Regions from separate parts of the Homo sapiens genome. Here region 2 is linked to region 1. A link is a loop called in an ENCODE intact Hi-C map of the cell type or tissue named here. Cell type or tissue: CD4-positive, alpha-beta T cell. All regions are shown on one strand.

Evidence for each region. A loop is a pair of places that touch in the nucleus more often than their neighbours do. Peaks named below come from ENCODE experiments on the same cell type or tissue, not always from the same donor. Only the 100,000 strongest peaks of a DNase experiment are listed, where the experiment ranks them.
Region 2: a loop joins it to region 1, with 4 times the contacts of the local background. A loop is called at or near these places in 4 of 110 quality-filtered maps.

The regions. Positions count from the first base shown.
Region 1 is chr10:2,974,615-2,982,614 of GRCh38, reverse strand. It overlaps LOC105376352 (a long non-coding RNA gene), which reads left to right. Exons shown (of 4, transcript XR_001747271.2): 3 at 5,843-6,045; 4 at 6,164-6,265. Among named protein-coding and RNA genes, the nearest start is that of PFKP-DT, 88 kb to the left of the region's middle. In CD4-positive, alpha-beta T cell, CTCF peaks have their summits at 4,019 and 4,274 (motif pointing right); no DNase peak of the experiment used is centred here.
Region 2 is chr10:1,751,955-1,759,954 of GRCh38, reverse strand. LOC105376345 (a long non-coding RNA gene) reads left to right here. Exons shown (of 5, transcript XR_930537.3): 2 at 1-182; 3 at 6,400-6,555. Among named protein-coding and RNA genes, the nearest start is that of ADARB2, 18 kb to the right of the region's middle. In CD4-positive, alpha-beta T cell, no CTCF peak of the experiment used is centred here; a DNase peak (open chromatin) is centred at 4,204.

The DNA of each region.
Region 1 (8,000 bases):
TGAAATACAAGATCCAAAAGGATGGATGAGATGTGTTATTGCTGTACAGTTAACTGAATGCTCTGGAAAGATTAAATACAAACTACAAATGCTGTTGAATTAGACATGTGCAAGAAAACTAAGAATCGTTGAGAAACATTAAAAAAATCGAGATAGATTCTCAGATATCTTTAAAGATAAGTTCTTGATCTGTTTTAAGAAACAGTTGCATTCTTTCATGCTCGGTGGCTGTATTTTGAGGAACGAGGCACTGGGAGTGGCTTTCTAGGGGCTGGGGGCTGAGCAGAGGCCTGGCACCTGCGAAAGCATCAAAGAACAACTCCCATTGTGTCGTTTAGGCTAACAAGCAATATTTGTTGTCATTATTTTCTCTGCTTAACCCATTTTTAAAAATGAGCTTTTTTTTTTTTAAAGCAGTTGTGGGTTTGTCGCACAATTGAGTAGGAGGTACAGAGATTTTCCAAAAAACTCCCCTGCCCCCACACATAGCCTCCCTCACTACCAACACCCCCACTAGAGCGGTCCATTTGTTACCATCCATGCACCTATGTCACCGACACACCCTTGTCACCCAGCATTCAGAGTTTACGTCAGGGCTCAGCTTTTTACCTGTTAGGAGGGAGTGGCCACCTCCAAGCCCCTTACATCCTAGGTGGGAAGCTGGAAGCTCTTCTTCACCAACTTTTAAATTTAATCGACCTCCTACTCATACAACTTTTGCTGCATGGGAGCTTTGGAAGGTTAAAAAAAAAAAAAAAAGAAAAAGAAAGAAAGAAAAAAAGAACTGATCCCTCCAAAAAGGAACACTGAAGTGCTGAGGTTCCCAGATGAAATCACAGCTCACAGCGTCATCACAGGAATTTCTGGATAGAAGCAAGCAAGTGCTTTGGGGGCAACTGAAGTTCATTCTTTGACCACTGTCTGCTCTCCGCTGTGCCCGTGAGCACAGCTGGCCAAGCCGATGGCAGAAACGGGCAAGGATGTCCTGATCCTCTAGCTTCCGGCGGGGTGTAAGCAACCCCGGCACGTTTATCCAAAACACGCCCATCCCGCTGCCCTGCAACGCCTTGTGAATGAATCGTGGACCTCCAGCGCCAATCACTGTTCAGGGGCTTCCTGCCTGCTCTGCGCTGTGCCCTCTGGTGCCTCGGCTTTTGGAGAGAGTTGAAAGACTCTTCACTTATCACGCACTGGTCCCACAGTAGAGGACCTAGCGATGGACACGGGACACTGGGCAGGATTCAATTATGTTTCTCAGTTTGATCGAATGCTGCTGAGTCATTTTCTTTCTTTTTTTTTTTTTTTTTGCTTTGTCACCCAGACAGTGGGGTGACCACGACTCACCACAAACCTTGACCACCCAGGCTCAAGCAAATCTCCCCGTCTAGCCTCCTGAGTAGCCGGGGCAACAGTTGCATGCTATCACGCCTGGCTAGTTTTTTATTTTTTGTTTTTTGTACAGATGAGGTCTCACTATGTGGCCCAGGCTGGTGTTGAAATCCTGGGCTCAAGAAATCCTCCCACCTCAGCCTCCCAAGTGCTGGGATTACAGGCATGAGCCCCCATGCCCAGCCTCTGAATCATTTTCTTTAGGTTAGCAAACTATTCGGCCAGATCTTTTAAATACATGAATGCTTTATTGTTTTGTTTTCCTTTAACTCATTCTGTTCTCCACACTCATTTAAGGAGACAAGTCTGTTCATTTCTCCACCAGATACATTTTACTGTAGGATTTGGGAGTGACAAAGCCGCGAGTCATTTAAACAGCGGGGTTGCATGGCTCAGAAGAGTTGACTACTCACATAAGTCAGTGTATTGGCGGAGGAGGAAAAATACTCCTTTAAATACGAGTAATAAAACAATATTAAAAGTAGACCAGGCTGGACGCAGTGGCTCATGTCTGTAATCCCAGCACTTTGGGAGGCTGAGATGGGTAGATCACAAGGTCAGGAGTTTGAGACTAGCCTGACCAACATGGTGAAACCCCACGTCTACTAAAAATACAAAAATAGCCAGGCACGATGGCACGTGCCTGTAATCGCAGCTACTCAGGAGGCTGAGGCAGGAGAATCGCTTGAACCCAGGAGGCGGAGGTTGCAGTAAGCTGAGATCGCGCCATTGTACTGCAGCCTGGGTGACAGAGCAAGACTCCATCTCAGAAAAAAAAAAAAAAAAAAGTAGACCAAGGTTCCCCTCAAGCAACTGCTTTCATTCAAGTATGTTTTTCTTTCTCCTCGGAATGCTCCCTTAGTCACTCACTGGCTGTGCGAATCTGGGCAAACTGATTTTTCTGTCTGTGCCTCAGGTTCCTCTCTGTGACACAGGGAACGTGATCATGCCAACAACATCCTTTGCTGTGAACATCAAACAAACAAACACATGTGATGAAGTTACAACAGCCCCTAGCCCATAGGAGGAACTCAGATGTAAGTATTATTGTTTCAGTGTTCCCTTTGAAGATAAAAGACAAGCCCCAATACTCTGCAAGTTGTCTTGCTCTGTGCTGGACTTTCCACAAACCAGAGGATGTCAGAACAGTTTCCAGAATTTTCCATGCTAAAAAAGAATCATATGAAATTGTGGCAGGCCAGGTCTCACTAATGCAGGCCTCCGTAACAACAGTTTCAGTAGGCCTTTCCTGGGCCTTAAAGCATGACAAAATAATGAAGGAATTCTTAACAGGGCCCATTTAGGATTAAACAAGTTTTATTGGGGCCTGAAGGAACTGCCCAAACCTCCATGATTTAGCAGGAGACAAGATAAGGGTAATCACCCCGGAACCTGGACCATTTGGTGAAGTAAACTTACTGAGGCTCGAGAGGAAGGTCTTCAGGACTCAGATATTAGTTATAGACTAGAAGAAGTTTATCATCTGTGTCTTTAGATGAATGCTTAGAAGGTAGATAAGCTCTGGAAAACTTTGTAATTTTGAGTTTGTCTGGCAATAATTTCCAGGTCTTCTCCCTGTAACCGGTGGCAGAAAATAAAATCTCTCTTCCTCCCCAGTTCATCTGCATCTCATTATTGGGCTGAGAGAAATAGCCGCCTGCCCCTCAGTTTGGTCTGAGAACAAAACATCTGAAGCATGCGATTATTTTCGCAACACTTGTCTTCCGTTTCTGCCATAGCCTGTTAAAGGAGTTCTGCAATGTGTGGGGCCAAACTGCAGCTCAGAGAGTCTCCAGTCAAGAAGGAAGCTGGCCAGGAACTACTGGACGCTTGGAAATGTCCAGCCTGTCCCCAATTCCTGTTCCCCTGGGCAGCTGCCCCCGCCTTGCTGAGGGCTTGAGTCTCCTTTCTCCGACAGTAACATTTACCAATGCTAACATGTTTGTTTTCTCCTCTTTGGAGAAATGTTTGTGATAAATATGCAATATTGATTGCAGAGGTACTGATTGTGATGGCTTATTTAATATGTATTGTTCTGGAATGTAGATCAACTTCTATATTGAAAGGCAGAAATGTCTGAAGTGGTTTAATATTTACCCTGCTTTGCTGCTTTCAGATTGAATGCTTACATTTTTGGTTTCTTTTTCTTTTTTGAGGCAGAGTCTCGCTCTGTTGCCCAGGCTGGAGGGCAGTGGCGCCATCTTGGTTCACTGCAACCTCCACCTCCCAGGTTCAAGTGATTCTCGTGTCTCAGCCTTCTGAGCAGCTGGGACCACAGGTGGGCGCCACCACACCCGGCTCATGTTTGTATTTTTAGTAGAGACGGGGTTTCGCCATGTTGACCAGGCTGGTCTCCAACTCCTGGGCCTCAATCAACCCACCTGCCTCGGCCTCTCAAAGTGCTGAGATTACAGGAGTCAGCCACCACACCCAGCCCTGAACTTTTACTTTTAATTATTCCAGAGACAGTAACAATCAAGATATACCAATTGTGGCTCAAAGTGAGAAGTGAGAATTCTAGCTAAAATTGTAAGAAAAAAAAAAACCAAACTGTAACAACCAACCTACCAGATAAAGAAGAGAGCCAGGATTTTTAATTTTAAAATTTCTCAGAAATGTTATAGAAATGTATCATTGTATTAAATGCAAGCTGTATTGATCAGATTTGTGAAAATTCAGTTTTCTTTCCTAGTTTTCTTACAGCCCTGGGATTTAAATGACTTTTCCAGAAAAAAAAAACCAAACCAGAATAATCCATAATTTGTAAGGAGAAAATCAAGACTGGATAATTATTTTACTTTTGAAATTTTTTTCTTGATTATAGTTTAAAAGGTAGATTGGAGTCTGCAGGTACCATAAGACTGAATTTACAAGGATTTGTTCATTGTTTTCAGAGAATGAAATCTGTATTCAGCATTTCAGACACTAGAGGGAAGCGTTTGACTGACTTAAGGCTCCTCCAGTTCAAGAGGAGAGAGAGAGGGAGAGAGAAACTCAAATGCTCCTCTGCGATAATGTCCATTTTTTTGTTGTTGTTTTCCCTGATTTTCTCTCCCTTTTTTCTTTCCCTCCCTCCTTCCTCACTTCCTTCTTTTATTTTGTCTTTCTGTTTTCTTATAAAGGCAATCTTCTTAAGAGCTCAAATGAACATTCATATTTTATGCATTTAGAGAACAAAGAGGCCATGAGGTGTGTTCTCACTGTAATGGACACCAATCACGGTGTGAAATCACGGCACCTGGTTTTGGTCCTTAAACACCATTTGAAACCTTTGTTAGGTCAGTGGATATTAATTTCTGGGGCTATGTTTCCTCTCCATTTTTCCTGGGTTCTTTATTCCACCTGGAAGACGTTTCCCTCTGAAGTTGCTGGAGAGCAGAAGCAGGCCTGAAGCTCATCCTTCTAGGGAGCCTGCTGAGACTGTGACCGAAGTGTGAGTTCGTCACGGTCCTCACAGTCTTCATGGTCCTCACAGTCCTCCCTGGCTGCAGTGCGGTAACCGCACCCTGGCCCTTGGTGGACCAGGCAAAGAGGCGCCCTAGTCGACAGGGAGGAAGGCTATGGGCTCCTGCACTTTTTTTCTTTTCTTTTCTTTCTTCTTTCTTTCTTTCTTTCTTTCTTTCTTTCTTTCTTTCTTTCTTTCTTTCTTTCTTTCTTTCTTTCTTTCTTTCTTTCTTTTTCTTTTTTTTTTAAGACAGGATCTCACTCTGTTTCCCAGTCTGGAGTGCAGTGGTGCAATCATGGATCACTGCAGCCTTGACCTCCTGGGCTCAAGCAATCCTCCTGTCTCAGCCTCCCGAGTAGCTAGGACTATAGGCAAACATTACCATCTGTAGATAATTTTTAAAATTGTTTTTTGTAGAGACAGGGTCTTCATATGTTGCCCAGCTTGGTCTCGAGCTCCTGGCCTCAAGGGACCCTCCCACCCCAGCCTCCCAAAGCATGGGTATCATAGACATGAACCATCAAGCCCAGCCTCCAGCACTTTTTAAAAACTTTAAAATAGAATTAATAACAGTGGTTACTTTATGGGGTTTTGAGGATCCTATGATCATGGCATCTGGCATACAGGAAGTACTCAACGTTTATTACTTATTCTTGTTTTAAGTTCTAGTTATTTTAAAATCTCTTATTTCTTGTTAAAAACAGGTTGGAATTATTGCACTATATTGCACTATAATAATAATGATAATAATAATATTGTAACTGGTAATCCTTAAAATCTTCCTCCTAGACCATATAAACTGCTAAATGTTGAGAACTATGATTCTTGTTTGACATGTAGGGGAGTCACCTAATCCATACATTAAGGAATAAGAAATATCTTTTCAAGTATTCCTGTATTCAACTTAAAATAATATCTCCATCCCACGGAATTGTATTTTCACCTTCTTGATTGCCAACAAAAGAATGCTATAGCATAGAATATATTTTGTAATATTCTTTGATTTAGAGTTTCAGATTTCTGACCCACGGAAAGGCAAGATATTCTAATTCTGCACTGCCCAGTAGGGTGGCCTCTAGCCACATGTGGCCACTGAGATCCTGCAGTGTGGCCTGTCCAAGCTGAACCGAACTCTTGGTGGGAAATGCTCACCAGATTTGAAGACTTTGTATGACAGAATGAACAGAAATATCTTGACATTTTTGTCTCAGGTATATGTTAAAATAATATTTCACATATTGGGCTTAAAATATATTATTATTATTATTATTATTATTATTATTATTATTATTATTATTATTTTGAGACCAAGTCTTACTCTGTTCACAGGCTGGAGTGCTGTGGTGCAATCTTGGCTCACTGAAACCTCCGACTCCCTGGTTCAAGCAATTCTCCCTCCTCAGCCTCCTGAGTAGCTAGGACTACAGGCATGTGCCACTACGCCCAGATAATTTTTGTATTTTTAGTAGAGACGGAGTTTCACCATGTTGGCCAGGATGATCTTGATTTCCTGACCTCGTGATCTACCCACCTCAGCCTTGCAAAGTGCTGGGATTACAGGCGTGAGCCACTGTGCCCGGCCTTAAAAATATATTATTAAAATTGCTTCTATCTGTTTCTACTTAATATGCTTTAGAAAATTTAAAATGGCATCTGTGGCTTGCATTGTATTTCCATTGCAGTGCTCTCCTAACTAATTTTGTACATCAGAAAATTCAAACTATTACTTATTATAGCCTAATATTTTATTTTATTTTATTTTTTGGTTACAGGATCTTGCTCTATCACCTGGGCTGGAGTGCAGTGGCATGATCGCGGCTCACTGAAGCCTCATCCTCCTGGGCTCAGGTGATCCTCCTACCTCAGCCTCCCAAGTAGCTGAGACCACAGGCATGTGACACCACACCCAGCTAAGTTTTGCATTTTTTGTAGAGATGGGTTTTCACCACGTTGCCCAGGCTGGTCTTGAACTCCAAAGCTCAAGCCATCCTTCTGCCTCAGCCTCCCAAAGTTTTGGAATTACAGGTGTGAGCCACAGCATCTGGCCAATCTTAATATTTTAAAAAGTCAAACAAACTGATGGAGAAAAACAGGTTGAGGATGCATTCACTTGAGAGTTATTTATTAATTATCAATTATTATTATTATTATTATTATTATTATTATTATTATTATTGTTATTTTTTGAGATGGAATTTTGCACTTGTTGCCCAGGCTGGAGTGCAATGGCGCCATCTTGGTTCACCACAACCTCAGCCTCCTGAGTTCAAGCAATTCTCCTGCCTCAGCCTCCCGAGTAGCTGGGATTACAGGCGCCCACCACCACACCCAGCTAATTTTGTATTTTTAGTAGAGACGGGGTCTCTCCATGTTGGTCAGGCTGGTCTTGAACTCCTGACCTCAAGTGTTCCACCCCCCTCGGCCTTCCAAAGTGCTGGGATTATAGGCATGAGACACCGCGCCTGGCGAGAGGTATTTAAAAGGGGTCCACCCAGCAGGCCCTACCCATCCCTTCTCATTTGCTCTTCCTGTAGGTTTGATGACCTCTGAATAATTTGTCTTTTCGGAAAAGTGGCAAGTAAAGCCCTTTTTTTCCTTCTTCCTTACTTTCTTGGAAAAGCCGAGTGTGAATATGAATTATCAGCAAACTCATCAAACTTGGATGAAGGAAGGTGCTGGATTCTATCTGCGAGGGTTCCTGGGGTCCGATTTCGTGGCGTGGTTCTGGTCAGTGCAGGAGCGTGTGCTCTGCTGAGGGATCACGGAGGCCTCCTCGTAGTCAGGGCTCTCTGCTCCCACATGAGCTCATTGAGGCCCATCTCCCTAAAACATTTCTGCATTTACTCCTTAAATAAACACATTGCATTGCAGGCTGGGGAATGCCACACCATATTCTTCCCTTAAAATGTCAGAAAATGTCTGTGCTTTATAAAAATTCATTCTCATGTTAGCAAGCTTTACCCCTCATTCTCAGGGTGATGAAATCAGTGGAGATGGATGATATTATCCTGAGTTTTTTCTTCTTCTTGTATTTTAATGAGCTTCGTTGCTCTGCTCTCTCAGTTTATTAGAGATCACCCACTGCCGTGAGCCCAGGAGTTCAGCCGCCTTCTGTGGCTACCCAAGGACCCCCATTTCCATGTGATTCTAATCTTGCAATTCTCTT
Region 2 (8,000 bases), 1.2 Mb after region 1:
CCTGTGTGGCTGGGCTGACCCTGCCTTCAAGGAACACTTGGCTGAGCTCATCCCTGACTTGAACATGGACTTTGCATGCTACTACACTTTGACCACCAGCCTGACAGTGGCAAGAGAGGAAGATTGAGGCCCAGGCAGAGGTTTAGGGACCCCTGGCTTCTCGTGCACCACCAGCACCATTGGTAAGTAGATCGTTAAGTGGTGGGAACTAAACATTCCATTGACAGCATTAGTGTTGATCTATGTGTAGAACTATGAGGATTCACCTTTCCTATCTATAGACCAATATTCGGTTTCTTGATTGCTGCAGCCTTAGGTCTTGGTGTTAGGTATTACAGGTCCTCCAGCCTTGTACTTAATTTTCAAGATCAATTTGACTATTCTAGATCCTTCGCAAGTCCATAAGTTTAAGAGATGACTATCAACTTTCACCAAAAGCCACCTACATTATTATTGGGATAGCAGAGAATGTAGAATAGTTTGGGAACAGTTTACATTTTAACAATTTTGATTTTTTAAATCCATATGCTTAACATGTCTATTTATTCAGGACTTCCTTAATTTCCTTCAGGAATCTTTTGTAGTTTTTAGAGAATATTTGTACTAGTCTGTTTACATGCTGCTGATAAAAGCATACCCAAGACTGGACAATTTACAAAAGAAAAGAGGTTTAATGGACTTACAGCTCCACCTGGCTGGGGAGGCCTCACAATCATGGCAGAAGGCAAGGAGGAGCAAGTTACATCTTACATGGATGGCAGCAGGCAAAAAGAGAGTTTGTGCAGGGGAACTCCCATTTTTAAAACCATTAAATCTCATGAGACTCATTGACTATCACAAGAACAGCACAGGAAAGACCCACCCCCATAACTCAATCACCTCCCACCAGGTTCCTCCCACAACATGTGGGAACCATGGGAGTTAAAGTTCAAGATGAGATTTGGGTGAGGACACAACCAAACCATATCAATAGTTCTTATGCTTCTTTGATAAATTTGTTTCTCAAAGTAGTATGTGTTCTAATGGTTATTGAAGATGGAATTATTTAATTGCCTTTCCATAGTTTGCTGCTAGCATATAAAATTCAGTGGATTTTTATATGTCAACTTAGTGTCCTTTGTACTAAATTCATTACTAGATTCAGTAGAATTCTTTATTGTAAATTACTTAGGATTTTTCTACACTTGTGTTGTGAATAAGCACAGTTTAACCTCTCTCTCATATCTATATCTTGATTTCTTTTTCATGCCTTATTGCACTAGCTAGGAATTCAAGTACAAAGTTTAATAGAAATAACAAGAGTGGATACACTTGCCATGTTCCTGGCCTTGTGGAAAATGTTCAGTATTATACTCTTAACTGTGATGTTTGCTATTGACTTTTCCATAGGTTCACCTCCTTGAATCAAGCAAGTAGCCTTGAATTCTCAGTTTGCTGCATTTTAGTATCAGCAATATGCTATCCTTATAAATTGAGTGAGAAAATGTTCTTTTCCCCTCTATTTTCTGAAGGATTTGGGGGTAAGATTGGAATTATTTATTTTGTTAATGTTACACAAAATTTAGTGTGACTAAGTGTCAAGAATTTCTTTTTTTAATGAAGATGTTTTTTATAACAAATTAGAATTGCTTAATAAATGTCATACTCAGATTTCATATTTCATTTCCATCCATATTGGCAAATCGTGTTTTGAGGAAGTTGTCCATTTAATCTAGCTATTTTATTGGTATGAAGTTGATTCATAATATTTCCTTATTGCCTTTCTGATGTTATCAGGATGTGTGGTGATTTTTTTTTTCATTACTGCTATTGGAAGTGTGTATTTTTCTCTTTTTTCTTGATGGGTTCTTTTAGGAGCTTATCAACTTAATTACTGTTTTTCAAAGAACCAGCTTACAGGAAAAGCAGGTGTGATTGAACCGCCACACTCCTCATTTTTTTATTTTCTCCTTGCTCCTTCTTCATGGAGGCTTTATTTTCTCAAGTCTATTTTCTTTGACTTACCAGCTGCCATGGCTTCCATGGGCTCTGACACCACATATTTCCAGGTTCCTAACAGAGAGAGGCTCTTCCCTCCTCACACCCTCTTCCACTGCTCAAGCCAAAAGTAAAGAAAAAGAAGATAAAGAAAACACTTGGGGAAAGATTCTGAGTCCTTTCCTTTGTGTGTCCATGGGTCACGTGGACACGTGTGAATGAACGTGCATCACTGCACTCCACTCCCATGATTCCAGCCCTTTCCCACGATGGGCTCATCTGCCTCATCCCATCAACTCCAGGCTGCCCATGTTACTTGCTTTGGTCAATGAGAGGAGACTGGAAGTGATGTTGATCATGGCTGAGCAGGAGCTTTGAAAGCCATCTCATGGTTCAGTCACTGTTCTTTTCCTTCTACTTTGAGCACAGCAAAGCCCTAGATGAAGGTTGTCATCACCCTGGATTTGAGGATGAGGAGGACCTTGTGGAGCAAGGCCACAGCTGATAGGCAATGGTATTGGAAATGAGCCTTTGCTGTTGTAAGCCTTTCAGATGCCAGGAGTATTTGTTACTGCAGCAGCACCTGGCAGGTGATGACTAATACAGTTGGTTATGGGCCTGGTCCAAGTGTATATGCTTCAAACCCTCATGGCTCCTAAGAATTTTTCATTCAGGGGGCAAATCAGAATTAGAAAAATTGGAGGTGGGAAGGAATATATTCCCTAGCATAGAAGGAGTACAAGAAAAGCATTTTGAGGTGGATCTTGTCTTTGTGTTGATATCAGCCAACCACTCTTCTACTGAAACATTTTCTATGGCTTCTTTACAAAATAAAATTCAAATCTCCATGCTTCCATTAAAAGCCTTTCAATAACTCCCCCAGAATGACTTCCTCAGAACCCCTGAAACAAAGTAGACTATTCCCTTCCTTCTGCCTTTCAGCCTGAAATCTCTCTCCTGCTTCCAAACATACAAATCTGCAACATGAAGCAAAGCCATTTTTCTATTTCAAGGTTATTAGATACTCAAAAATTGTTTACTGGATTAATGAAAACTCACCTGCTAAATGAAGAATTCTCAGAATGCCCCAGCCTTATCTGCTCTTAATTCATATTTATATATATATATATATGTATACACATACACATATACATATACACATATATACGTATTTTCTATATATATGAAAATATATATGTGCATTTTCATATACATATATGTAAATGCATGTATATGTATATGTGTGTGTATGTATATATCAAAATTAGCAGAACTTGTTATAAGACTATATGAATTACTAGTTAACTTTTCATACCTTGGCATCTATTCCTTTGATACTACACAGTTGAAGAATTATGATGTACACATTTCCTGCAGAATATCTTGTGTGTGCCTTATCTGTGGCAGGTATTCAGATATTTTTTGATCGGCTATGATTCTTTCCTTTACTCATTCAGATTTACATGATTGATAACTCAATCTTGGTAACTGAAAATTCTCAGAAATCTTTTTCACTTTTCTAGCCCAAAGTGAATTTTTTGTGTCTTATTTTAAAACTTTATTTCCACGAACATGTGTGTATGCACTTAGAGTTTTTTAAACTACCTTAGCAATTTACTTACTAAAATATAGGTAGATATACTTATCAAAGTGCTGAATGAACTCTAACCATTCATTCCGATACAGCAGGTTACACCAAAAAAATAAAATAAATATTTTCCTTTACACTTTCTATTTTAGATTCAGCATTTCAATTTTCAATTTATTTTTGCCAGGTAAAGCACAGTAATTATTATGTTTTTCAAACATATTCTCTAAACATGACTGTGTTCCTTCTGTTCATTTGTGTGGACTTTTTCTCTTCTGTTTTTAATAATTAATTATCTTGGCATATCATAAAATTTTCTTTCCTAAATTATTCTAAGGCCAGTTTTGCTGGCACAGTTCCACAGGTCTATTCTGGGAGTTCAGCACCTGGGCATCTGGCTGCCCGCTGACTGTCCCACAGCAGCCTTTGCAGGGGGCTGTCTTCACAAACCAGTTGATTCATCTGCACACCGCATCCCCTTTTATTCAATACTTAGCAATAGATTTTTTCTTACATTTTCTTGCTCCATTTTTTTATGAAGCAAAGCAAGGTTGTTTCTGACGACTTAGAGGATGCTTTTGCTGATAAAAGAAAGGCAGGAGGAAGACCTCCCTGAGCCTGCAAGACCAGACCGGCGCTCTCCAGCGACCCCCTGTGGCCACACGGGACAAAGTCTGTCTCTCTGGCGTCATTTGTTACAGTTACTGGGGGGTGTGTGTGTGTGTGTGTGTGTGTGTGTGTGTGTGTGTGTGTGTGTGTGTGTGTTCGGGAGAAAACAGGGTTCTGGTTAGTTGCATTAGCCTGAAAATACGGCACTTGAAGCATTGATAAGCATTGATAGTACTGCACCTTCCTAGAACCCAGCAATAGAGACCTGCAGGCGTGAGTCTCAGGATGGCCTTAGAGTCGAGGGTGTGGCCAGCAGGCTCCGTCTTATGTGAGTGAGGCCGTGAGCTCTACTGGGGAAGCACATTTGTGACCAAGAGAAGAAAGAACTCCCTGGTATTATTCCAAGAACAAAGGAGAGGAAAGTATGTTTTACATAATGAGAACTAATTTATTACGAAATGCTGGTAAAAAGACAAAGCCTATTACAGGTAGCCACAGGCCTGGAGCTGCAGAGGTGATTTCTCTACATTCCAGTGGGACCTTTGGTTCCGGTGTTTCCCTGTCGTGTTGTTTTCAGCTGTGGGGTTTGTTTTGCTCCCTCCCTCTCCTCACACACTGGCATCTGAGCAAACTGGAGGCCTGCAGCGTCCTCGCCCCATGCCAGGTTCTCCCAAGCAGGGCAGCACCTGTGGGAAGGAACCCAGTGTAACGGCCCTTCCCCAGAGGCCCAGCGCTGAAGAGTGTGGGGTGAGGGAAAGAGAGGGCAGGAAGAGCTACAGAGAGAGGGGCCTTTGCTTCTCTCCAGCTACTCAGGGCTTCCAGAGAAATCTGTTTCAGAGGTAAAAGATGGATTCATCTCCCTCTTCCAAGAGTGAGGAGAAGTGGGAACTCGGAGAGTGGGGCAGCTTCTGTGCAAGGTGTCTCCACCCCAAGCCCCCCAGGTGACCCAAAGTGTGCTCTGCAGCTGCCCAAGGCCGTCCCTCACTTTCCAGCCGGTCCTGACAGCTCAGCCACTTGGCCTGAGCGGCTGGCTGGAGCTCAGCACAGACAAGCAGGACTTGAATGATTGCTCTCCGGCCGCACAACAATCCTATTGTTCTGAGCCCCGTGTCTGGCAAAATGCAGTGGAGCCGTAATTGCCGCTGCTTCCTGCACCCTGCAGCACAGCGAGCGGGGGTCAGCATCAGCCACAGGGCCTTCGCCCGGCGCTCAAAGAGCTCCTGTCTCCTCTCGTGCTCAGCTGATAAAATGCTAAATAGCATCAATGCTGACCATGCTTCTGCGACACAGAAAAGACTAAATCGCTTTACACTGCGACTTTGTTTCTCACAGGGAAGTGGAGCTGAGATGGATCACCTTGCGCATGCTCTCCCAACAAACAGAGACGTTTAAAATATCACAAAATCATTTATCTTCTGTAAAAGAGCCCGAGTCCAGCCAATTTACCTTATGATTCATTTCAAGAGACACAGATGATACAAGAAATCACAACAAAAAAAAAACTTCAGTCACCATTCTTATGAGGGGAAATAATTGGAAACTATATCAGAATACGTTGACTTTGACACATGTAGAAATGTACATAGATGGGCCTTTTGGGTTTGATCTTAGTTTGTTGCAGCCTTCATGACCGAGATAGGCAAAATCCTTGTATAACAAGAAGTCTCTAGCCGGACATCTGAATTTCATTTTTAACATTTTTGTTTTCTAGAGAACATTTTGATAATTGGCAAGGAAAACTAAAACAACAGAAACAAATTAGAAAAAAAAAATATAAACCTAAAGTAATTACTTATGAAACCCAGAGCAAAATTTGTTGAAATTTCTTAAGCTTGAAAATTTGAATTTATAGTACACCTAGAGAGATGTGAAAATTCTCTTTCATTTATTTTTTTCCATGTGCACCAAAAAACTTTTAAAGACAACGTAGATAAAAACAAAGGCATAACATACATAAGAAAAAAAACACTTGGGTTTTGAGCACATGTACTAATAGAGCTTCAAAAATAAGCCATTTCCTCTGAGGCGTGAGGATGATGAAAATTTCTGTCTTGAGTTGTAGAGAAGAGTATTTAGAACAATGTCTTTAATATCCACACCCAGATACAGTGGGTAGCAAACCCCAGGTGAGTGTTTCTCATGATTGTAGAAACTGTAATCTATAACACTCTTAGCAGGAAGTATTTAGACTTAGAGAGATGTGGATTTACTGTTTTTTCTCATAGCCATTTTCAGAAAGCTGCCTCCTTCCTGGGTCCTCTGAGACATCAGGTTGAGCAGTATTGTGGCTGTCATCATGAACCTTGTCATCAGGGACAGGCTCCAGTGTGTTTGAAATCACAGCCAGGAGACAGATAGATTCAAGCCACCTGCGGAGGAGGGTGAGCCTCTCTTTTTAACCATCTATGTCCCAAGGGGAAGCTTGATGACACCATATCTTCCCAAGTTTGCTTGATGGACAGTCTAAATAAATACAGTTGTTTCTCTTTTATATCAATAATTTGAACATCCCCCCATGCCTCCAAACACACAAATACTTTGCAGCCCAGTTGCACAGACAGGGTGTACAGAAAGAACTTATCCCTCCCACCCTACCCTGCCTACTTCTGTGGACCATGGACAGCACTGCTCGCACTTAACACATTCTCACAGGTGCCTTCACTCCTCACTTTGTCTTGAAGGCCATTGCCTCAAGTCAATCATTTCTTACCAATTTCCCCAATGCTTTGGAGAATACCTAGCTCTAAGGCTTGCTAACTACAGATCTGGCCAATGAATGAATGCGTGAATGAGTGAGTAATCCTATGGGAGGAAGACCACGACAGCAGTGTTTTTCTGCCATGGTCACTATTATTGCCCATATTTGAAAGGATAATTTCTGCTATTCCTTGTGTTCACATCATAACTCTTAGATGAGACCCTCATTAGGAGTGTGGTCAATTCCAAAAAGCTTAAATAATGAGAATGTACTTGCAATTGTTATCCTAGCTATTTAATAAGCAATTGAAGTTGAAGAATAGCATTATTAGGGTATTTCAGCTGATTGCAAGAGAAAATAACATTAAACTGCTAGTCAGCTTTCCTGCATGAGTATGCTCAATTCCTAGTGCACTTCCCTTTCTTACTTGATAAGTACGTGCCCTTCAGCTCTTGTTGAGAAATAAATTGCCCTACCTAGCTAGAGCAAAATGCTCTGCTAAACCTTCCAACGTAGATGGTGCAGAACACTGGTCCCCAGCATTCCTGTGTGTGTGGAGCAGAGTAGTGTCCCCATCCTTCCTGTGTGGATGGTGCAGAGTGGTGTTCCCAAACTTCCAGTGTGACAGAGCAAAGCAGTGCCCCCAGCCTTCCTGTGTGATGGAGCAGAGCTGTGTCCCTAGCCTTCCTGTGTGAATGGTGCAGAGCTGTGTCCCCAACCTTCCTGTGTGATGGAGCAGAGCAGGGGTCCCCAACATTTCTGCATACATGGAGCAGAGCTGTGTCCCCAGCCTTCCTGTGTGATGGAGCAGAGTGGTGTCTCCAACCTTACTGTGTGTGTGGAGCAGAGTAGTGTCCCCAACCTTCCTCTTTGCATGGAGCAGAGCAGTGGTGATTAAACTTGGCTGTGGGTTCAGGTTGCCTGTGGAGCTTTAAAAGGTGCTAATATTTGGATTCCAATCTCAGAGGCAGTTGGGAGTCCTTGGATTGCTTTTCAATGTCTCGACTTTCCCCCAACTTTTCTAATAAATAAATAAAGTTGAGAATCACTGATGATAAGATGGAATTGACTCTGTACTGACACTATGAAATTCTCTCAAACATTTTTATTTTAGTATATTTGGTACCT